Linked DNA regions of Mus musculus: all the other regions are linked to region 3. Evidence: chromatin loops called from intact Hi-C (ENCODE). Cell type or tissue: gastrocnemius. All regions are shown on one strand. Region 1 overlaps Gch1 (GTP cyclohydrolase 1). Region 2 holds the start of Cgrrf1 (cell growth regulator with ring finger domain 1). Region 3 overlaps Samd4 (sterile alpha motif domain containing 4).

What was found. Peaks named below come from ENCODE experiments on the same cell type or tissue, not always from the same donor. Only the 100,000 strongest peaks of a DNase experiment are listed, where the experiment ranks them.
Region 1: it touches region 3 in a loop (2.1-fold over the local background); 7 of 42 quality-filtered maps call a loop at or near these places.
Region 2: it touches region 3 in a loop (2.7-fold over the local background); 7 of 42 quality-filtered maps call a loop at or near these places.

The regions. Positions count from the first base shown.
Region 1 is chr14:47,177,459-47,185,458 of GRCm38, reverse strand. The region is part of intron 1 of Gch1 (GTP cyclohydrolase 1); the gene reads left to right. It also overlaps the pseudogene Gm18811. Among named protein-coding and RNA genes, the nearest start is that of Gch1, 8.0 kb to the left of the region's middle. In gastrocnemius, a CTCF peak has its summit at 3,875; DNase peaks (open chromatin) are centred at 3,389, 3,848 and 7,392; H3K4me3 peaks cover 1,192 bases; H3K27ac peaks cover 2,118 bases.
Region 2 is chr14:46,827,219-46,835,218 of GRCm38, reverse strand. It overlaps Cgrrf1 (cell growth regulator with ring finger domain 1), which reads right to left and starts at 3,085. Exons shown (of 6, transcript NM_026832.4): 1 at 2,840-3,085. The coding sequence starts at 2,943. In gastrocnemius, a CTCF peak has its summit at 3,025; a DNase peak (open chromatin) is centred at 3,084; H3K4me3 peaks cover 2,691 bases; H3K27ac peaks cover 2,346 bases.
Region 3 is chr14:47,083,589-47,091,588 of GRCm38, reverse strand. It overlaps Samd4 (sterile alpha motif domain containing 4), which reads right to left. Exons shown (of 13, transcript NM_001037221.2): 9 at 7,974-8,000; 10 at 3,629-3,830; 11 at 2,419-2,545. Among named protein-coding and RNA genes, the nearest start is that of Gm10371, 29 kb to the left of the region's middle. In gastrocnemius, CTCF peaks have their summits at 4,111 (motif pointing right) and 4,739 (motif pointing right); DNase peaks (open chromatin) are centred at 3,800, 4,121 and 4,717; H3K4me3 peaks cover 1,494 bases; H3K27ac peaks cover 6,265 bases.

The DNA.
Region 1 (8,000 bases), 94 kb before region 3:
GCCAGCCCTAGAGAGCCTGATATTTTTTTTTTAAAAGCTTGTGGACAAACATAGGTATTTATATTGTTTGTTTGCCTGGTGCTTTATTAATTCTTTGTTGACTTATGGCAGAAATTATTTAATTACTTGATACTCTGCATGTTTTCCCTTCGCTTCTGGATTCTGTTCATTTCTTGCCCCTGGGAAGTTTGTCACTTTTCCACCTTTTTCCCTGTCACACCTTTCTCCTCTTTCCAGTGCCTGTCTTTCCATGGGAGTGACTCTGGTCATCTGTGACAGGGCTGCCTGCATACTAAGTCTCCCTCTGGTTGTCACTACTGTAGCTTGTGGGCTAGCAGCTTTCCTCAGTGTGTATCCTAGGACTCTTGGCATCTCTAACCTCTTGAGGTTTCCAAGGCAATCTAGGCTTCACCTTCACAGCTTCCCACAGTGGCCTCTCTTGGCCTCCTTGCAGGGACACCCCTGCCACACACCTGGCCTCAGTGGCTTTTCTTAGTTGTGGAGGGCAATTCCATAACCCCTTCTATCATTGACTCTAAAGCCAGAACTGTGTGGCTGAAGCTGCCAAGTTCTGCTGCTTTCTGGGATTGGAACATGGCCCACTCTCTTAATAGCATCTAAACCAACTTTCTGTCTAGTTTGCCTGTCCTGGAACCTGTTCTGTACACCAGTCTGACCTTGAACCCAAAGATCTGCATGCCTCTGGGATTAAAGGTGTTTACAACCACACCTTGACCTAAACTGTTCTTTTAATTCCTTTTCACAAGATGGAAGTAGGGTCTTTCCCACATAGTTCCAGCATATAGTGGTGCAGGATATAATTGCCATTCCAGAAATGCAGAAAGGAACATGATGAGGAAATACCGGATAAACTCAAAACTGCATCTCCATGTCTGTCTGTCAGCTCTCCAGATCTCCAATTCTTTTTAGCTTTGTTGACAGCAGCATGCTGCTTCTCCCTCTTGGAAGTGTGTGATCTGCTTTTTTATTGTGATTTTAAAGGGGGTTACAGTTACGAGATTTCATGAATCTCAGATGAGACTTTGAACTTTGGACTTTTAAATACTGTTGAACCTGGGGACCATGGGGACTTTTAAAGTTGGACTAAATACATTTTGCATTATGTCATGGCTACAAGTCTATGGGGGCCAGGGAGTGAAATATGGTGGTTGGAATAGGTATAGCCCTCATAAACTTGTGTTTGAATGCTTGGCCCATAGAAAAGGCGCTACTAAGAGGCATGGCCTTAATAGGAAGTGGATCACTATGGGGCAGGCATTGAGGTCTCCTATGCTCAAGCTATACCCAGTGTGGCACACAGTGTCCTGCCTGCAGATCAAGATGTAGGACTCTTGGCTCTTCCAGCACTATGTCTTCCTGCATGCAGCCATGCTTCCTGCAATGACAATAATGGACTAAACCTCAAACTGGAATCCAGCCCCAGTGAAATGTTTTTCTTTATAAATAGGAGTTGCTGTGGTCGTGGTGTCTTTTCACAACAGTAAAACCCTAAGACAATTGATGGACTACAAACGGTGACAGCTAAAGTGTCAAGGTAGATAAGAAATAAAATTCTTGATTTATTTTACTTTTTAATTATATGTAAGCGAGAGGGGAGGAGGGAGCAAGTGAGAGCGCATGCACACATGAAGCCAGAAGAGGGCGTCACATTCCTTGAGGCTGTAGTAGTAGGCAGTTGTGAGTGCTAGGGTCTGAACGTGGGTCCTCTAGAAGAATAGTACACACTCTTGTATTCTGGATGAAGAGTAATTCATGCCCTTGTTTTAGAAATATATATTATAGGGCCTGTGGAGATGGCCCAGTTGATAATGTGCTTACTGAATAACCATTAAGACCCAAGTTTGATTCCCAGTATCCATATAAGAAAGCAAGGCAAGGTGGCATACTTGTGTTTATCTTAGTACTGAGGAGGTAGAGACAGGATCCCTGTTGGCTTGCTGGCTACCTGGCTACCTAGTCTAGTCAAACTGGTAGGCTCCAGGTTCATGGTAGAGAGACTGTCTTAAGAGATGAGGAACTGAGGGAAATGATATCACACACACACACACACACACACACACCCCAGTTCATCTTAAGGGCTGAAATGTCACTGAATAAACATGAATATGTAGCTCATTTAAATCTTGACTCACTAATAACTTCTGTTAATTTTGTTAGTGAATTATTAAATAGAGCATATTTGTTATCAGGAAGAACACTGAATAAAGAGGAAACAAGAAATTTGTTGCTACAGTAGTTTATGTAGATCAGAGCTGTCAAGACAAGGGGCAAAAAGCCAGAAATGGGGAGGTGCAGGTACTGCATGCAACACTGGCATGACAGACAAGCTTTTCTGTCATGAAGACACCATGATCAAGGCAATTTATAAAGGAAATTTAAGTGTTAGCTTTATAGCTTCAGAGGGTGAATCCATGACCATCAGGGCAGTGAGTGTAGCAGCAGGCAGGCAGACATGGTACTAGAGCAGTGGCTGGTTTCTCTCTGGAGGCAGAGAGAGGGCGAGAGGGCAGACAGACAGACACCCTAACAGACTGGTCCTGACATGGGCTCTTAATCGCCAAGCCTACACCCAGAGTCACACTTTCTCCAACAAGGCCACACCTCCTAATCCTTCCAAAAAGGTTCCACGAACTGGGGACCAAGCATTTAAACATGAGCCTACATAGGAGCAGGGCAAAGTATTCTCATTCAAACCACTGCCACAGCATTGCTACTGATGCTAGTTTCTCAGGCTGCCAAAGAAAAGTACTACAGCTGGGGATTTAAGCTGGGGATTTTACAGCCCTGGATGCCAAGTCTGAAAACCCTAGCTTCCTCTGAAACTATACTGGAGACCTTCCATGCCTCCTCCCAGTTTCTGGTTGTAGAACTCAGTCCATCTTCCTTGGTTTGAAGTCATCACTTGCTCTGATCTCTACCCCTGCCAGTGTCCTTGCTTTTGTTGTCTCTGGACACTGTGGTGTGCCTCGTCTGAATTTGCTGAGTTACACCTGGAGCATCACCATACGTAGTAAAATCATATTCAGAGGCACCCAGATCTTCAACAGGATTTTCTTGGTAGAGTACAAGTCAACCCAAAGCAGTACTAAATATTTATTCATGAGATTAACTGGGAATTTTACCAGTGTTTCTATTTACTTGTTTAATTATTTATTTGAGACAGGGTCTCTGTGTAGCCCTGGCTGGCCTGGAACGCACTCTGTAGATCAGGCTGGCCTGGAACTCCCTGAGACCCACCAGCCTCTCCCTCTTGAATGCTGAGATTGAGTGTTTGTACCACCAGGCTTGGAGGCACTTACTGTGTTCCAGGCATTGTGCAGAGTGCTGAGAAAAGAATGAGTGAAGCTGGACATGGTTCAAGCCCTCCCGGGAGGGCCTTTAGAGAAAAGACAGCCAGTCATGGGGAAGAGAAGTGTGATGATAGCCGGTAGGGAGGGTGCTTGGTCAGTGCCGGGAGATGACAGCATGAAGCGAGGCTTCAATGCTGCCTTGACTGTCTGATGTCTTTGCCTGCTGACTTGAGCCCTTGACAGGTGTCACCTTGCTTTATCTTCATAATAGCCCTATAGAGCATGTAATATTCCCATGTTGTATACAAGGAAACAAGACTCAGGGAACACTTGCTCCAGATGGTGGCTGACAAGCAGCAGAGCTGAGAGGATCAGGAGCACCGATGTGACCTGGCTTTCAGTTGATGACAGTGTCGTACTAATTTACTTGGCTTTCTTCCTCTCCTTTCTTGTCCTGCTGTTTGCTTTGTCTGGCTCTAGAAACTCCTCCACACCCTGGCATCTCTCCAGGTTTGCATTTGAGTTTTTAGTGTTTCGGTGAATAAGGCTGCGGTACCAGAATTGACCAGGAGAGGGCTGATGTCTAATTACTGGTTTTGCAATTAGGAATCTGGATTGCGTGGATCCTAATTCCGTGTTATGTGAAGGGAGATGTTTCTGGTAGACTCTCCACCAATAGGTGGTTGTGAGCCAACATGTGGTTGCTGGGATTTGAACTTAGGACCTAGAAGAGCAGTCGGTGCTCTTAACCGCTGAGCCATCTCTCCAGTCTCATCCTTGAGCATCTTCTAGGTCTCTCACATTTGACTTTTTAGTTGCTGAAGAAACGGCCCATCAGTCCTGCAGAATCTACCGCATCAGCCTTTGCTTATTTTATCCCCAAGATTTAGTCTTTCGTGAGCCCGTTGTTTCTTGTATTGCACTAATTATCAGGTTGAGAAGCTTGCTCTTCCAAAACAAAAACCTTCAAGTGTAGGTAAGACTGTTGCATAGAAGGAAGCATGGCATTCTCTCTGGGGCAGCTCAGCAAATGTCTTTCTTTTCTGGCATCAAGCTCAATCAGCCTAAAGTGTCTCAGCTGATCTCATCAATTAGAGTTTCCAGCCAGCCCGTCACCTACCGATTTAGGATCTGTTGGTGACTGCCTACATCTGGTATTTACTAGAAAGGACGGACTAATGATCTTTGGTCCTTAAATTTATCAGTTGAAATTCTAAGAGGAACTCTTGTGTCCCTTTAAAAAGGAGCTATATAACTCTGGTAAAAAATTTTAAAAGTACAGAAAGCTTTAAAACATAAAAAAGCTTATGATTTTAGATGTCTAATTCTGTAATAGAAGACTACTTAATCATGGCTTAATCTAGAAACCATAAAATGTGACAAACGTCAACTAAGAATTTTCATGTGATGGATACCATCACAAGTGAGTCAAATGATAAGCGGGAAGACACACTCATGCCCTGGGCAGGGGGCTGATGACAATGGGGCTGATAATGTCAGATGAGATGCTGGAAAGTGGTGGGAGAAATGTGACCACAAAACTGGAAGCTGCCAAGGTGTTTAAAGCGAAGTAAATTTTATAAAAATTTTATAAAAATTCTATGTTTTTGCTACATAGAATGCAAAACACATGACTAGTGTATTAATCTGTTTGCTATTAGCAAGGCTGTCTGCCAATAGCAGATTATCATCTTTCAGAAGACTTGAAAGTTACACATGGACTGATTCTACAGGGGCTAATTCCAAAGGGCTCTGCAAACACCAGGAAATGTGATTGTCCTCACTCTCCACGAGAGAAGCACACAGGTCCTACCTATAGATACATTGGTCTTTTGTTGGATTGGCAAACATACAGAAATTTGATACTATATTATTGAGACCATAAGAAATCATGATATATATATTCAAGATTAGGTACTGCGTGGAAATGACTTAAATACCCATTGCCTTACAGTTTAGTGAGGGATATGGGTGAGGCTAGAAATGCTCTGCAGCATGCCACAGCTGTCACTGGGCAATGCTAGTGTCGGGCACCAGCTCCTATAGAATCAGTTCATGTGTAACTTTCAAGTCTTCTGAAGATGATAATCTGCTCTTGGCAGGCAGCCTTGCTAATAGCAAACAGATTAATGCACTAGTCATGTGTTATGTATTCTATGTAGCAAAAACACTTATAAACTAAAAGATAATTTTTACCATGTTATAGATACAACTTACAACAGAGAGGAACTTCTGGAGAATATTAGCAGATGAGACAGACAGTAGCAGTGAAAGGCAGCTATGAAATCACGGTAGTTCTACAGTTCACTAGTATGTGGTGTCAGACATTGGACCCGGGGCCTTATGCATGCTAGTTAACAGCCCTACCACCCGCTAGTATGACCAGCCCAACAGTTGATGCTTTTCCAATTATGACTTAATACTGAAATATTTATTTGCATTTGATGACAAACAGCACAGTGTGTGCTATGATACATAAGTCTAGAGGAAGCTGCACTCTGTGCACAGTAAAAGCATGTGTATGTATACATATGCATGTGTGTGGAGGCCAGGGGTTCATACTGACTTAGTGCCCTGGATAACTGGGGCAGTGTCTCTCCCTGAATTTGCAGCTCGCTGTTTGTCTAGATGGCTAGCAAGTCCCTGGAAATCCTCCTGCCTCTACCTTCCTATGGTAGAAAATATTTAATTTCAATCCAGGGTGTCTACCCTGTCTTTGATCATTCATTTCCTGGATAAATGACCCACATGACCTTTATGTTTATAATAAGCCTTTATTAGTACTAGTGCTGGACAGATATCTACCCTCTATGCTATTAAAATCTATTTCCGACTGATAACCCTGAGTTAAGTCCTTACATAGTTTCATTTTAACTCCAGTTGGCCAGTCCCCATGGCCATGCTTTCTTGACTCCTAACTCATGGTGTCTTTCTCCTTTTTCCACCTTTTCTCTCTCCTCGTGGTCTCCTCCTACCCCAAGCCTGGGAACCCCAAGCCGGCCTACCTCAATTCTGCACAGCTGTTGGCTGTAGGCATCTTTATTCACCAATCAGAAATAACTTTGGGGAGGGGCCAGGTCACATAGTGTCACTTGGGCCTAAGAGTGGACTCTTCTTGTCTTTGGGGCAACCAGGTCTTAGGGACCACACCTAGCATTGCATTATGTAGCAGCAGGCCAACCCCCAACAGCATCCCAGCGCTGGTTATGGCTCCCGTGCCCAATGGTTTATGTTTTGAGGGATCTGAACTGAGTCCTGAGGCTTGTACGGCCAGCATTTCACCAACTGAGCTTCCTCTCTACCCCAGGTATTTACTTTAAAAATGGATTTATGCATATTTCATGATAGTAAATGATTAGAGCAGACTCCTGTCGGGATGTATTCTATACATACCTTGGTTTTACAAATGTTGCTAAGATACCTGATTCTGATGTCCTCCCACCCCAAATTGTCACCAATATCCTAAGCAACCCATACATAAATGAATTAACACAGTTTAACTTCATGGGTCAACTGTACTTTGATATTTTTTAATTTTTTAAGAACATGCTTGGATTTTCAAATAAGTTGAAAATACTGTGACAGCCACTGTACGTAGCTCAGAGAGAGCTCCAGGCTCATCTCACCATCCACTGTATGGAGAAAATGGCAAGAGTATGAACTATGCCCAGCCCTGTAATCAACCCTGCCTGCCAGCTCCTCCTGAAGTCACTCCATGCAGGCTCTGATGCTGCTCCACACAGCCCTAGCAGAGTTGTCCAACCGAGACTAGCTCCTCAGTGGACTGCTCAGGGCTCATCTATTCCGGTCTGTTGCCGGTTCTGTCAGCCCAGTTGCTTCTGGTTCTCCACTTAGCACAGTGAGACAGACAGGGGGGTCCAGTCTTGCAGCAGCAGCTGCTGTGTCTATTCTTGCCGTTCACACTGCTTCCCAGTAAACATATGCCGGAGAAGCCCTTGGTCCACAGCAGTGTCTTAAAGCACAGTTACCATGCAACAGCCCAGAACCTCGGACTGCTTCCGTGTTGGCTTCTTTCCCCCAGCGAGAGCCAAAGCAAAAGCTGGGCAAGCAGTTGTTTCTCTAATTAAAGCCACACGCCCAAGTCCCGCTGGTAAGGTCACTGGTGTGTTGTTGGGGGTTGGTGACTCAGAACCACTTCGTGTGTTCCAGTCTTGAGTCTCCCCAGTGTATGACTGATGGGCGTTATGCAAGCCCTTCAAGCTGAAGAAGCTGTCCAGGAAGGAAGCAGTTAGCAGTGCCAGGGTGCTCAGCTGTTAATGTTAATTAGGGACAACGGATAGGAGAAATGCGTGCTTCACCGAAGAAAAATGTCTGAACACCAAAATGTAAATATTAGGAAAACTTTGCAAGGTATACAATAAAAAGGAAAAGAAACTTTGACTCTTTAACAGTCCAAGCAAATCCCAGGTCTGGCGAACACTGCCAGTTCTCGATTACTTGAATTAAAAACAATAAGCTCCCACAAAAAAGTATAAATACAAGAAAAACTCAAATATTTAATATACCCTGGAAGAAAGAATTTTCAGCAAAACACAAATTTTAAAGCATTTGTTTATCCAATTTTAATTTTTTTTACTATAAAATAACTCAACATATCCAACCTCTTTCCCTCTGTCCTTTCTCTCTCTCTCCCTTTCTTTCTCTCTCTCCCTTCTTTCCTTCCTTCCT
Region 2 (8,000 bases), 260 kb after region 3:
CCCAGTAACAACTGGGTGTCCAAGCTGTAATTAACCCAACTGACAAGCTCCAACTTTGATGGGATTTTGCCCAAGAACACTCAGTCATAGTCCACTCAGAAGATCAGAACCCCATCAACTATGTGAATAGAAAGAAATAGACTAACTAAAAGTTATTAACTAGCACTGAAGATGTGACTCAGTGGTAGAGTGCTTGCCTAGAGTGGGAGACTCTGCCACAAGCTATCATCCCTAAGACAAAGTAACAGAACAAAGAAAAATGTGGAGTTGGGACACTATGCAGCTGCGACTCCAATATAATGAAATGAGGCTGATCTAGGAGACTTGAAAATTATAAACTGGGACCAGAGTTGCTGCCAGGGTGAAGCACTATTGCTACAGGAAGACATACAAGAAAAGCAAGTAAACAGAAGCAGTGTGCCCCGAGGCCTGTGTAAACTTCAGTCTGTATCCTTTCTTAGTGAAGCATTATGGTAGACATCTAACAAAGGAGAAATACGGTTTTCTGTCCCAGACTCACTAACAGAGTATACAGGGGGGTGCAGTAAGGCTGACGGACAATCCCTCACTGAACTGTGATGCCAGGGTGACAGGGAATCGCTGCCAAGTTGATATTCTGGATTATTTGAGTAAGGTATTTGAGAGTATTCGACAGACGGGTGCTGCTGGGACTCACAGAAGCCACTATGGAGGCTAGAAGACAGTTATGTCCTGTTGTGTGATTTCTTTTTCCTTTTCTTGGCTATTGTTACTGGGGTCTAATAGCCAGCTGTTCCTGCTCTTTCAGCAATGCTCACCAACACAGGTAGATGCAGCACAGTGGAGAGAAGCAAGAAACAAGGACCCAGCGCGTGACGTGAGAACAGATAACCAATAGAGATTACATTGCAGATATGACCGATACACAATGACAAGGACGAAAAGTGTAGCAAGTTGACTAGCTCACTCCTGTTGCCTTGGTTGGGATATTAGAAAGATGTCTGTAAGATTAACATGGTGACCAAGTTATCATCATTTCTAGCAGGTGAATCCGGCCTTGGTTTAGTTTGCAAATAACAATATAAAAAGCTTATCTACGTAGGTGAAGCTAAGCCGGGTGGGAAGAATGGTTGGTTAGGTTCACCATGACTTGTTAGGTTCAAATAAGGACAGAGGTGACTGGTGCTTACTGACGAGGTCTTGCAGCCTCATCAGTGCTCAGCCCAGACTTCAAGAAATAACACAATAGAAACTTGCAACACTTGTAAACCTCCTACTGACACAGGTAGTAAACAATCATTATAGATTCAAATCAAGCCTTAAACGTGGCGTGAACCTGTGTTTGTCTGACTCCAAAGTCTGTCTCCCTGTCTCTCCTTGTCTCTGTCTCTCTCTGTCTTCCCCCCCCCCCACACACACACACCCGTCTTCCTTTTACCCTTAGATGCCACATTACGTGCAATATGAATTTTATCCACTTCCCCCAGTGGCCTATTTAACAAGGCATATAGTGCAATTATCAACTAGATAATTTCCTTAGAGAGGAAAGTTAGGTTGAAGAGAGTAATACCAGTGTTGTAGTTCTTTAAAAACTGTGTATTAAGACTACTTTTTTTTTAAAGTGGTAAACACTAATTCTAATTACAAACTTCCTTGACGTAAATGACAGCAATTAAAACCTGAAAGGTTAATAGTAAATAACACGGAGTGATCCACGTATGGTGGCACACCCCTATATTCCCAGCACTTGGGATGCTGAAACAGGACTGCAATCATACTATGCTACAGGGAAACCACCTGTCTTAAAGAGAAAACAACTTAAGACTGGACTTCATCTTATCTTGTCCACAACATGGGAGTTTTACGCTGTAACTCGGGGTCAAGTGGAAATATTAACATGTTCTTTTTTTCCAAAAGGAGATCCTATTATCAGAAACGGACCGGGACCTGTTAAAGTCTTTAAAGTAACGATGAATATGTAATCAAGTGGTATTTTTGAGCTTGATTTACAAAGCCCGCTTCAGTCTCAAACCTGTTTGCTTTGTTCTTCTTGCAAATGCATTCCCGTTCTCACATAGTTTTCAGAGAACTCGTTCCCCAACTGTAACAGCTCATGTCCTTTTCTGTACGGTCCACTTCCAGCCATGGTTCTTGCTCATTTAGAGCCACTGTTCAATACATTTGGGTTCACCATCTTTTCAAGGGGCTATGAAAGCTGCAGTCTAGAGAGCAACCGCTGTAGGCTAGTCCCGTGGTTTCAACCAGCTGTGTTTTATAAGCCTAAACATGATAAAACTGCATCTCCTCAAGAGGGATACCGGAGACTCAACACTGAAAGAATTGTTCCTGGGTTATGTAACTCTCCTAGAAGCAAAATGCCTCCACCCCACAGAATAACTTATTCCTAAAATCTCGCTCCTTTCTAAAAACGTCTTATTAACTAAAGATCACTTCCAAAAAAATAGACTGCATCAAGAAGCCATTCAATTAGCAATCGGTAGATACAGAATTCGGGTAAAAGTTCCTCTGAAAGATCTGGGACCAAGCAAGGGTCAGTTCGGGTCATAAACAGCCAAGCTCCTTTGGGTCAGGTCTGCGCGCCTGCGGGGCCGGTGACCGGTCCCCGCTAGGCACAAAGTAGGCCGGGGCCCGGGACAAAGCCTTCGGGACACGCACTCTGACCCCCGCACCAGGACCAAGTTCTCCCCTGCGGTCCCATCCCACGGGGGCAGCAGCCTGGCCTGGGCCGAGTGTGTTCGGTGGCGGTGACCGCTCTCCCGGAGTCACCCGAACCCTCTGCGCGGACCCCACACCGGGCCGGCGGTCCCCGCGCCCTCCACTCCCAGCCCTGGACACTCACCATCCTAATACCAGGCCGGTGGTGACGATGAAGCAGGTGAAGACCACCGCTATGTAGAAGAGCGGCGAGTATTCATAGAGCGTTACCAGGAACACTGCGGCCATCGGGGTCTCCTGGGCTCAGCCCAGCCCAGCCCGGCTGGCCCGGACCCGAGCCGGTATGGCGCCCCGGAGCGGACAAACTTTGTAGGTCCTCACTCGCCCAGGCTTCTGGGCAGCTGACAGCCGCGGCCACTGGAGACGGAATGCCAATCACAAGGTTGATAGCAGGTATGCCACGCCCCTCCCTCGTCTGGTCCCGACTACTGGCTACGTAACAGGGAGGGACCAGCTCCGCCCTGCCCTGCGCCCAGGATTGGTGGCCTGAGAGAATTCCGCCAGCCGGGCTCTGTTCTCAAATTCCTAACTGACATCTGGGGCCAAAATTTAAGTTAATGCAGATCCTCAGATACACGAGGTATCCTGGAAACCCTGCAAACCCTAGACAAATTTGGGAATGGGACAAGGGCCGGCATCGGCGCGACGGAATGGTCTACGAAAGGAATGGTCTCGATTTGCGGATTGTCGCGGAAAACCCGAAAAGAGGTCACTACCGCGAGCGATTTTTTGTAACCTTATCAACCTTTGCAAAGTAAGTTTATTCAAAGGAAAATCGGCATACGTACTCCCTCGGCCCTCTTTTTTCTTCTCCAATTAGAATTAGCCAGATCTTTGAAGGTTTTAGTAACTAATTTTTGTTTGTTTATTAGGAGATCTTAGTACAGGAAGTAGCTTAATGTCTGCTTCCTTTCCTCACTCTTGTCATCAGTGCCTCAAAGAAGCCTCCCGGAAGTTTCTCCTAAAACCACTTTTATATTTCTTTTACTTAAGCCCTAATGTGATCCCTAGTTACAGCATAAACAGGAGAAACACCTCCCATCACAAATCCGATCCTGTTACTGAGGAAGAAGGGGAGAGTGGACATTAGGACGCTTAAGGAAAGGTTTCATGCCATGCTCTCAAGTCACCAGGAAATGTGTGCTTCAAAAAGAAGAGTTAGCTTCGTCCAGTGACCTTGACCAAATAGCCTTGTGTTTTCTGGAGTACTGCTATTTAAGCTTGTTTCTATGTAAATTTTCTCATTAGTAGATATTGAATTGTAAAAGTATGTTTATTTAAGCTATGCTTGGTTGTTGGAATGTTTTTTACTACCACATCAAGCACTGCAGTGAGTATCCATAAAGCTAATTTACTTACTTAGGCTAAATCATGGAGGTAGGACTTTATGTATATTTAATTTTTTTTAGAGACTAGAGTCTAGAAATACTGTGTTAGATGCAATCACACCATTGCAGGTAGCCAATCTGAAGGCAATTTTATTACAGTAAAACGAAAAGGGATGTTTATCGTGAAACAAAAACATAAGTTGCAGGTAAAGTAACATTAAATACATAGGAATGACTTTGTCCCCACTCAACCCCCACTGAACCTACAGTAAAGAGATGTAAGATGTAAGCCAACAAGATGGCTAAAGGCACTTGCTACCAGGCCTGACAACCTAACTGGAACCTTCTGGAACCACGTGGTAAAAGGAGAATACAGTTGTCTTCAGACCTCTGCAAGCATGGGCCATAGTAAATATAATGTAATGAAAGAAAAGTAAACATTTCCCAAAGTGTAAAGAAGAGAGGAAGCAAGAAAAGAAAAAAAATAAATAAAGTAATGCTTTGGAAGATACAAATCAGAAAAGAACAATTCACCAATCCAGACACGAGAGCCAGCTCCAAATCAGAAATAAAGGAACGGGAAGCCAGCCTAGCTTATCCTGAGGAACTCTCTAAACAAACAGGAGCGGAGATTTAGCTCAAGTCTTTACCATTTCCTGCTTGGATTTACTACAGCCACTGAAATATGTGTCTAACACAGGACCTGTCCTGTGTACTCTGCACACACAGTGTCCCTTACTGCAGGACCTCTCCTGTGTACTCTGCACACAGTGTCCCTCTCTGCAGGATCTCTCCTGTGTATTCTGCACACACGGTGACCCTCTCTGCAGGACCTGTCCTGTGTACTCTGCACACAGTGTCCCTCACTGCAGGATCTCTCCTGTGTACTCTGCACACAGTGTCCCTCTCTGCAGGACCTCTCCTGTGTACTCTGCACACAGTGTCCCTCACTGCAGGACCTGTCCTGTGTATTCTGCACACACGGTGACCCTCTCTGCAGGACCTGTCCTGTGTATTCTGCACACACGGTGACTCTCTCCTCCACCACCAATGACTTTTCTATAGCAAAAATCTAATTCCACTGGTAAAAGTCCTGGGTTGGCATGCCCTGTTTTTCTTGTTCTTTTTAAAATAAAATTTTAGGTAAATTTACAAAGTAATGAGTGTTGTTTTATACACATATATCAATGGTTTTTTGCTTTTGCTCATCCTTGGTCTTTCCTCTCTTCCTTCTTCTCCTCTTCCTTCCCAAAAATACAATATAGGTTTATTCTCTCTCTCTCTTCCCCTCTTGGGGGGGGCAGTCCTTGCCTTCCGCTTTGTTGGAGACAGGATGATATCTCTTTAAAACAAAGACCCTGAGGTCTCATTTGACACGCCCACTCCTACACATCTTGACTGATAGTGCTTGAATGTGAAATGGCTCCAGTAGGCTATATTTGAACATTTGGTCCCCAGATGTGTGGCTGTTTGGAGAATCTGGGGGATCTTCAGGAGCTGAGACCCAGATTAAGGTGGTAGGTGCCTGGGGGAGAGCCTAAGGGGGTTGTCACCTGACCCTGCTTCCACTGCATCCTGATCTGCTATGATTGTGAGGAGCCTGAGCTACATGCTCAGGGACACACCTTCCTTGCTATGACACACTCTAGTCTGAAATCCTGGAGTCAAAGAAACTTTGCCTCCCTTACACTGTTGGCAGGTGGTCTGTCCAGCAGCTGAGAAAAGAGATTAATACACCTACTCATGTCTAATTAAGAAAAAAAAAATGTGGAGGCTGGAGAGGCAGCACAGCAGCTGAGAGTGGTCCTGCTATTCCAGAAGACTAGCATCGGTTCCCAGCTCCCAATCCAGTGGCCCAGGATCACTGTAATTCCAGCTCGGGCATCTGCTTCTGGTTTCTCACGAGTACATTTGCATATCCCCACACAGACAAAGATAGATAGATAGATAGATAGATAGATAGATAGATAGATAGATAGATAGATGGATGGATGGATGGATGGATGGATGGATGGATAGATAGATTAGAGATATAAAATTTTAAAATAAAAATAAATCTTTTAAAAATGTTTGTTGAGTGTTAGATGTATGCCAGACATAAAGGCATTTGGGAGAAGAGGAGGAGGAAGAGGGTGATGTCGATGATGATGGTGACGACACTGTCTTTTGGATATGAATGGTCCTTCTAAAAGGCTCATGCATTAAAGGATTGATTTCCCCACTGGTGGATCTAATCATTAATGATGACTGGATTGCCTGGTCTGGGTGGTACATACATAGAATCCCAGCACACAGGAGGGAGAATTAGGGGCATCTCTGTGAGTTCAAAGCTAGCCTGACTTACACATCAAATTCCAGGCCAGCCAGCACTGTATAATACAACCCTGTGTCAAAGAAATAACTAATTAGTTAGAAAGAAATTACTGTTGTGGGAGCCTGACCTAACCAATAGAATAACCCCATTGATGAGTTCATAATTGGTGAATTACTATGAGGTGGTGGGTTTGGGAGATAGGCCCAGTGGGAGGAAGCAGGTCACTGGGGGTAGAGCCATGGGAACTCTGTCTTGTCCCATTCACTATCTCTTCTGGCTGCTATGGAGTGAGCAGCTTTGCTCTACCATATCCTGCTGCCATGATAGTCTGTTCTTACCATGGTGTAGGAACAGCCGAGTCAGCTGGCTGCACACTAAAACCCCTGACACTGTTAGCCAAACACACCTTCATTCTGGTCTGTATCAGGAATGCTGTCATTGTGATTTCAAACTGAACACATCTACTGAAAAGGGCAAACATTAACTAACAAACTTCCAACTAAATAAAGACAGAATGGCAAGCTCTGTTAGAAGAGGAACATGGAGGCAGGTTAGTATCTACCGGAGGCCTGCTCTTTTCTGAAGAGAAAGGGAGGAGGAATGGACAGGGCTGGGAGAAGGACTCGGGGGAGATGAGAGAGAGGAAACTGCCGTCTGGGTGTAGAATAAATACATAATTAATAAAAAAGAAGAGGTACATGGAACTATGAGAACTTATAATGGGGGTGTATTAGGTAGATATAGAACAGATGATTGACATGAGCTGATGATTGACATGAGAGCTGAAAGACATAGGTTTGCCAGTCTAAAGAACAGGAGGAAAGATCCTGTCTAACCTGCTCCTGTAGGATGCAAACAGACAAGGAAAGTTATGTCTGCATCCCAACCACTACAGAAGACCCTATAAACTCACATAAAATGTTGTGTGGGCCAGAGATGTGGCTGGTAGCATACTTGCTTGAATTCTTAAAGCCTGGTCTCAGTTCTCAGGACTAAGTACAACCAGGCACAGTGATGCAGACCTATAATTCCAGCCCTAGGGAGGTGGAGACCAGGCCATCAGAGGTTCAAAGTCACACTTGACTACATTGTGGAAAAACCTTGTCTGGGGTGGGAAGGAGAGAGGAAAAGGGAGAGAGAGGGGAAGAGGGGGTGGGGGAGGAAGAGAGAGAGAGTATTATGGTTTGTATATCCTCGGCCCAGAGAGTGGTACTATTAGAAAAGGTGTGGCCCTGTTGAAGTAGGTGTGGTCTTTTTGGAGTAGGTGTGTCACTGTGGGTATGGGCCTGAATCCTAGCTATCTGGTAGCCAGTATTCTGCTAGCAGCTTTCAGAGGAAGATGTAGAACTCTTAGCTCCTCCTGCACCATGCTGGCCTGGATGATAATGTACTGAACCTCTGAACCTGTAAAGCCAGCCCCAATTAAATGTTATCCATTATAAGAGTTGCCTTAGTCATAATGTCTCTTCACAGCAGTAAAACCCTAACTAAGACAGAGAGAGAGAAAGATTGCATTTTTCCTAACTCGATTGTGCTGTTCTCTTTAGATGACAACATTGTGTTGCAATGTCAAAAGGTGGGTACACCTGCAGTGTAGCACAGACAAAGGCCCCAAGGTGGGAGGCTAAGAAACTGAAAGGTTA
Region 3 (8,000 bases):
CAGGTATCACTCGGTGAAATGGTGCAATCTTGCCGTCTTGCACACAGGTCCTCTGGTTCAAGAGCACTTTCTTTGCATGCGGTCTTGTGCAAGTGAAGGGTGCCATTTTCAGAATGTAGGCTTGTGAGTTCTACCCCACCTGTGGTTTTCTTGTGGGAAAGCCTGCTCTGGGCCCTCTGCAACTTCTTGTTGGTGCTCCTGGCAAGTAAGGAACCTTCAGTGGCATCTAAACATCAGGTTACCCTGAGATCTTCTCTGCCTGAAGCCCAAGAGTGACTGAGTCTGGCTCGACAGACACAGAACTGCTTCCAGAAGGAAGGATCACTTGCCAAGCAATTTCGGAGTTTGATTTCCAGATGGGAAAGAACCCCACCTTTGTGCAAGGTGGCATTCTTACTGGGTGCCACAGGTGTGCTGAGCTCCAGGCCCCTTGTGTGTCTCAGACCTTGTCCTCTCAGTCCAGGAGGCCCTGCTGAGTGTTCCTCTCATCCCGGTGGCCAGCCAGAGTCAGCAGTGACATGCTGGCCTTCCCACTGGAACCAAGGCACACTTGACACCTGTCCAGGTGGAAATAAAGCAGAAAGCCACCATAGGCGGTGTCTGAGACGTCCTGACTATGCAGTGTGGGAAAGAGGGATGAGCCAGCACAACTGAGCAAGGTGACTGGTTAACAACACACACACACACACACACACACACACACACACACACACACACACACACACACACACACACACACACACGGAGGCTTCTCCATATTCCCCAGAGGTGGTCTTCCTTTGTAGGGCAATTATTTTGATGTTCACAAAGTCCATGCTTTCTCAGACGTTGTGGTCTTGGGTTTGGAAGTATGATTTTAAGTGCATGCGTACTCACGTTAAGAAGCCGGGGGTGGGGTGGGTGGGTGGAGAAACGTACCTTGTACCCAAGACAACCATTGGGGAGTTCCCATCTCCAGTTCATTTTATGCTCACATTTACAGGATCCTAGTTGTGTAAAGATGAAGTCCACATTCTGCTTTGGTGCTATAATTCTCCAAGTTCAGTCTCAGCACTGAACTTGGAGAATTCAGTATGAACCCTGAGAAGACCCCATGGCTGACCAGGTTGGGTTCCTCTGACTAGAAAGGCCTACACCCAGCTCCGACCTTTCAGGTTGACTCTGGTCTGGCCTGGAGGTGAGAGGCATTTCTGTGAAGGAAGCCGAGAAGCAAGACCAGCTTTCAAAGTTACTGTCTGGTTATCAGGAAGTGCACCTGGAAGCCCAGCCAAGGCCAAGGCGTTTGCATCCTTAGTGGAGCCACAGCTTCCTGTCTCCTCGCTGAGGGATTCTGGGTCATGGCTCTGACTTGCCTCACCCTTTATGGCCATGTCACAGAGATACCACCCAGCAGGTGCTGAGTGTGAGTGGGCAGAGCCCGAAGGGAGCCCTTGGTTAGCCCAGCAGGTCATTAGCAACGAGGAGACCAGAAGTAGGCATTGCTGCTGTGCATTGGCCACTATGAGGGATTTAAAGCCTTAAGGAGGGGTTTGCAACATCCAAGAAAAAAATCTTTATGAGTGGGGGGAGGGAAAAGAAAAGCCCAGGATATTCTAGAGTTCTAATACCCTGATCTGCGGGAACATTGAAATCCAAAGCCTTGTAAACAATTGCTTCTGGGACAGACACAGGGCTCCAGGCTGTGAGGTGTGGTGAAGCTACCCAAAGACAGGGTGCACCTCCTGTGTATTCACTGGGGGTGGGGGAATCTTGAAAGATGTAGCCATGGCCTAGGTGGTATTGTGCAAGTCTGGAATCTAGTGTTAGTGCCTGTGCAGAGAAAGGCTTCAAGGATCTGTTTGCTGTTTGAGATTCAGGTAGCTTGTTTTAGGAGGCATGGTGACTGAGACCACGTCTCCCCATCTGGCCTTGAGTCCACTCCGTCAAGTTACTCCTGAATCAAGAAACCATGGCTCTGTTTTCCAATGCCATTCCACAGTGACACCAACATTCAAGTTTTTCTCTTTTGTTGTCTTATCCTCTCTTTGCACACATCCCCCCCCCCCCCACCTTTCCACAGGGATCTCTTCCAGGGAGAGCTATCGCTGGTTTAATCAATCTAGGAATCCAGATATCTGACAAGTATCAGAAATATCCCTGTTATATTGCAACCAGTGCTGGGACTTCAGGCTCTGGCTCCCTGCTAGGCAGCCTCTGCTCACACTGGCAAGGCATGGTTTAAAAAAGGAAAGGCTTTCGGCAGCTCTAAAGAATGTGTGGTGACAGTTGAGGCTCAGCACTTTCCGGCTGGGTCACCAGGGCGTCTATTCTGGCATCCCAGCCTCCATTCTGCGTCAAGGGAGAGAGAGAGAGAGAGAGAGAGAGAGAGAGAGAGAGAGAGAGAGAGAGAGAGAAGGGAGCGAGTTAGCCAGGCCCTACCTGGTTGCTGGAACATCAGCATGTTTTGTGGGGAAGTATGCACGGGCAGCGAGCGGGTCTTCTGGACGGAGCTGTGGGTGCGGCTGGGCATGCTGTTGCTGCCCCCAGGGTTGGCAAACCAGAGGTTCTAGGGAGGGACATACAAGAGGGGGGCATTAGTCCAGACCCTGTGGGGATGTGGGGAGGCAGAGCCCCAGCTGGAACTCGGGAGACAGGTATCCCAGGACAGTTTTGGAAAGGCCCATGCTACCCGCCATGGACTTACTGAGAGATGGCTGAGACTGTCCCATTTGAGGCTCATTCACAGGCCTCGCTTTAAGTTTGAGCCACCTTCCCCTCTCCCCATCTCCAAAAGTGTTTTTACTCCATATATTTCTTAAAGGGAGTATGTGTGTGTGTGTGTGGGGGGGTTGTCTTAGAAATACTTGTAGCAAACAGTATAATGAGTTTAAGGCTCTTATTTGAATTTCTTTTTGAGAGTCCCCAAATTTACTCCACACTGAGGAGAAAAGAAAGAGTCAGTACTGGCAACAGGCCTGTATATCATGCAGCTCGTGTGTCCTGTAGTGACCTTGCCTAGAACTGATATCAGGGCTTCTCAGACATGCCCTTCCCATTGGGAGGGACTGCCACCAGCCTCCTCCTGGTGAAGCCTTTCTGTTTTAAAGACAACCTCTCATCAGGCCTGCTTGTATGTTCCCAGGCCCAGGCCAACCTCTATTGCCTCAGGGGGCTGAGGGAATGAACATTTAGGGAAAGGCAAGGTTGGGCTCAGGGGGGCAGAGAGGTCACTGTCAATCTCACAGCAAGGGACAGCCTCCCAAACAATCCTGTGGACTCACCATTGCAGCCGGGACTGTGAGGAAAAAGTCAAAGGAAGCTTATTAAATGCCCACCCAGACCTGGAAGGTGATGGGGTATGTTGGGGGGGGGGCAAAGATCAAGCAGAAGTAGCCCTTGCATGCCTGTCTACAAGGGTCCCAGAGATAAATGTAGCACTAGCTTTCCCAAGCAGCAGACATGAGTTTTTCCGTCTCCAGGGAAACAACGCAAACAGTGATTACCTGACAAGCATAGGCTCAGCTATCTCCTGGTTTAGATTCCCCTGGGGTCTTATCTTTCCATGCAGGAGACTGTCTGGGTTGGAGACATCTTAAAGCCTCAGTCCCTGAGCTTGGTCAACCTCCCTGCTCCCCAGAGCAGAACAAACCTGTCTTCCTTGTTTCATGATGGTGGGGTTGGCAGCGGTGTGGCGCTGGTTGGAGCTGACAAATCCACTGGTGCCCAGGAGACCAAGGCGGGCGGAAGGGACATTCCGAGATGCGATCTGGTACTGTCGTGGGTTCCGTCTGCCCATGCCGCTGCCCACAGAGCTGGCTGTTGGGAGGGAGTTGGACTGCCCAAAGCCACGACTGTGAGAGCAAAGAGAAGAGATCCAGAGGTTCTGGCTCCAGCCCTACATAGCCCAGGCTGCCAGTGGGGTCTCTTGGGGACTGACAAGAGGTTTGGGGGTGCCAATAATAGGCTATGAATCAAACTGTACCTAGTATCTAAAAGCAACAGCACATGCTAAATGTTGGCGCATGCACACTACTCTTAACCCACAAGACAGCCCTATGAAGTAGGCTTCCTAATCTTCACTGCTAGAAAAACTCAGAAAGCTTGAGGATTTTGCTATCGACACACAACCAGCAGGGGGCAGCACTCAAATATGAACCCAAAAGGGGAGCTCAAAGAGTCCCCTGCCTTCTATTCTTGTCTAGTCCAACCTGTGGGTCTGTGCATGAGGCCATGGTGCCTTTCAAGAAGCCACAAAGCAAAATAGTAGGGTCAGTATCTGGATCTGATTCCGTTCTGGTGCGCCTTCCATGATGGCGTGGTTCATTGCTGATCAGGTTGTCTGTAAGCAGTCTTAGATGGAGGACCCGATTGAAATATAAGCTCTGTTAGAAAGGACTGTATGTGTCTTCTTCAGCCCCTTATGTCCCAGGCCCGAGGCACGGAGTCAGAATTTTGCAGAGTAAATGCTGTTTGATATTTCTCCAACTGGGAGGTCACTGCGGTGTGTGGATGACTCCATACACACCTAGGATAGTCCAGTCTCTTCGTTCCCCAGGTCTTTCCTGCAGGGCGGCCCTCACCAGGGCTGGCAAGGCTCCGCTTTTCGGGTCCACGCAGGAGGCTGCTCCCAGCGGGGTCGGATGAGCTCAGCGGAGAAGCCTCCACCAGCCCCGGGCTTCTGGAACCGGACACATTCTTTCCAAGGGAGTCAGGCAGCTTTAGTTATTCAGGAGGGTGAAGGAGGTCTGCGTGGCGGGCAACGGCCACTAGATGGAGCAGAGTCGCTTGGTTGCTAAACTGGGGAGTTTTCGCCAAGCTTACCAGAAGACCCTGCAGATGAGCTGATTTAGCTTAGCCAGTGGAGGTCCAGGGGGCCATTCACAGCAGGTACTTCCTGCGCCAGAGATGGTTGTGTGTGAGTGCGGGGCGGGGGGAGGGGAGGTGGCGTCTGAGGTGGCAATGCAAAAGTTCCCGAGTTCCTAAATGTCTTAGGGAGAGAAGGTTCCAGGCTTTTGAGGCCAAGAAGGGTGTTGTAGAACCCATTCAGAAGAAGAGGTTCTTCTCTTGGGTTCTTGGTCTCTCTGTTTATCTTATCTTCCCTTTCCTCATTGAAAACTGAAAATTAGCGTGAGGCCATTCCATGCAATCAGAGACCCCAGGGAGGTAACTTGTAAAAGTGGCAGCAAGTGTGGGGGGGGAATGGGGGGGGATTTCCGCTTTCAGCTGTTAAGAACAGGTCCTCTGGCTTCTGAAGTCAGAATTTGGGCCACCTGGCAGATAGATGATCAGTATCTGCTAAGACTCCCCCCACCCCTTACTTGGTGTGAATAGATTTTTCTCACTTCCCTCTTTGGCTGGATTTTTAGAAGGCTATTTCTATATGCAAAACAGTAGTGGATGAGTGTTGCCTTAAAATGATCTGTTCTTCCACGAAAGCAACACTGTAGCTTGTAAAAAAATTTTTTTTTGAGACAGGGTCTAACTATGTAACACAAGCTAGCCTCAAACTGCCTTCCCGCCTCAACCACCCAAGTGCTGGGACTACTCAAGAAAATCAGACCTGGATCAAGACTGTATTTTCTAGCCACATCAAGGCCAGAAGGCTCTGTTAGGGCAGTCGGTGAAGAAAAGGAGAACCCTGACATTCCCAAGAGTTAGGACTCAGCTGTTTGGGAGAAGGAGTAAAGCCCAGAGTATTCCGGGGTCTGGGAGGTGGTGGTGGTGGTGGTGGTGGTGGTGGTGGTGGTTACAGTATAGCGGAGGCAGAATTTTGAGAGGCCTTCTTCTTCCTGATGGTGGAGTCTAGCTGTGGTGTCCTCAAAAGGTTATTTTTACAAAGCCAGGTTTTTCTAGAGTTGCTGCCGCTGACAGTGGGATTGAACTCTGAGGTCAGTTAGGACCACTCAGCTTAAGGAAATAATTATGTTTCCCAAGAAAGAACAAATGCCAAATTAAAGTCCCACTCTTGGCCCCTCCTCCATCCTGCCTCCTACCCCCGAGCTTGTCTGCCTCACCTTCTCTGCTTTTCTGAGTCTAACTGATGTCCTTTCCTTGAAACGCATGAAAAGACTTTGATAAAAATAACATTAATAAGAAGCAATTAATTTGGGATTTGTGAGATAATTTAAAGCAGGGGCTTGCCTGCGGTTACTTTTTTATGGGAGAAATGGTTTCTCAAAATAAATTAACAGTGTGAAAATATCCCAGAGGTGATGCGAAGAGCAGAATGTGTTTCATGGGTTTGGCGCCATCGATTTGAACATCCATGATTGGTAGCTGCATTCCCTCGTATCTAGTCAATAAAAAGACTCCGACCTGGCAGACCTCAGGCTGGCCCTGACCTAGCATGTGCTTATAACAGTCTGTAGAGGCTCAAACTCGGACCACGCCTCTCTCTAGGCAGACAGAGGCAGGGGATGTGTTGCTGGTGAGAGGAGCTTAAAAGCCAGGTATCTTCAACTTCTACTTCAGAATGACTTCCTCTAGGAACTGGTACAGCAGGGCCCGGTACTGCAACAGGAGCTGGAGACCTCCTCCTCACCTGGGAGTCGGAGCATCACCCATAGAAATGGGGTGCTTGGCCTGGGAGTGAGTGTATCTCTCATAGAAATGGGGTGCTTGGTGGCAGCACAAGGCAGTTGAGGAGCAGGTCTTGCTTTGCATCCAGGCCGCTGATGCAAGAGTGATCTGCAGCCCATCAGAGCTGGCAACCCCCAAGGGCTGGAGACTGGTGAGCTGGCAGTAGTATCAATTTGCAGGCATATCCTCTGTGTGCATTAGCCTGAGACCAGAGCAGTCATTTGGCTCTGCAGTGGCAAGGAGTACTGATCTGGTGCCCAACACTGGCAAGCTTGCTCCATATCCTGGGTACCTCTGCCTATCAATTTATCTGTAAACTAAGGTTAATAAAAGCAGTTCTACTTCATAGGGTTGTCGTGAGGGTGGAATAAACGAATATATTTTTAGTGTTCAGAAACCACTGGGCATGTGCTAACTAAATGTTTGCATAATAAATAACAGTACTGTGTAGTAGAATGTGATAGCATCTTAATTTTTAAGTAAATCTGTCATGAAGATGTTTCACAAACTCCAGCTGGCCTTATTTCCTTCAAGTGGTAAGGCACACTTATGCAAATGAGCTCCCCCCCACCCCCAATTTAACAACACAGCTTCTGTACGTGCACTGGGAAGTGAATTTCGGAACCTGATGGGTACAAGCAAAGAAATGAATATTTATCTGTTTATGTTTGAGAATGTGACACAAAATGGCGATCCTCTGTAGGATATCGGTGTGATCGCTTCCTTATTCCCAAGTCCTCTCTACCATTGCTTAAGCCAGCCCTCCTCCCTCCTTCACTTCTATGATAACTTAACCTTCACTTCCTATCTCCCATGCACCTGGTCTCTCAGTTTACAGCCATATTAAGGTAACATGTTCTGAAGTGTGACCAGGCTTATTTTTAACTGCATCCAAGAAGCTGAGCTACTATGAAAAATCAAGAATGGTCCTGCCCCGCTATTAGACTGCAGCTCAGACCAAAATAGACGAGCACTGGGCTCTTCACTCTGCCACGGACTATAATTAGCTTGTCTGCAGCTAGAAGGTAGAAAGGCACTACACTACCACTTAAGGTACTGATAGAAGATCCCTCTCAGGTCTTTTCAGAGCCCCGCTTTGTGGCTCAACCCTCCCCCGAGGTTTGCTGGCATTCATTACATCATGAACTCACACTTCTCACACCTAGATGAGTATCACCATTCTGACCGTGAGCATCAAGGTACAGATGTTGCGATTCAGCTCTTCCTGTGGGAAGGTTCTCCCTACCAGCCTTTCTCCTACCACAACCTGTTTAGGTAATGCGATTTGGAACTCTCCACAGGGTATCCTCATTCAGGAGGAGTGATGACCTGCCATGTTCCCGCCTAGAACCGTGGCAGCCAGTGACGCATGGGGGGGGGCACCATGTATTACAAAGAACAAAATCCCAACATACTTTCTTTGCTGTCGATATCCTGATATG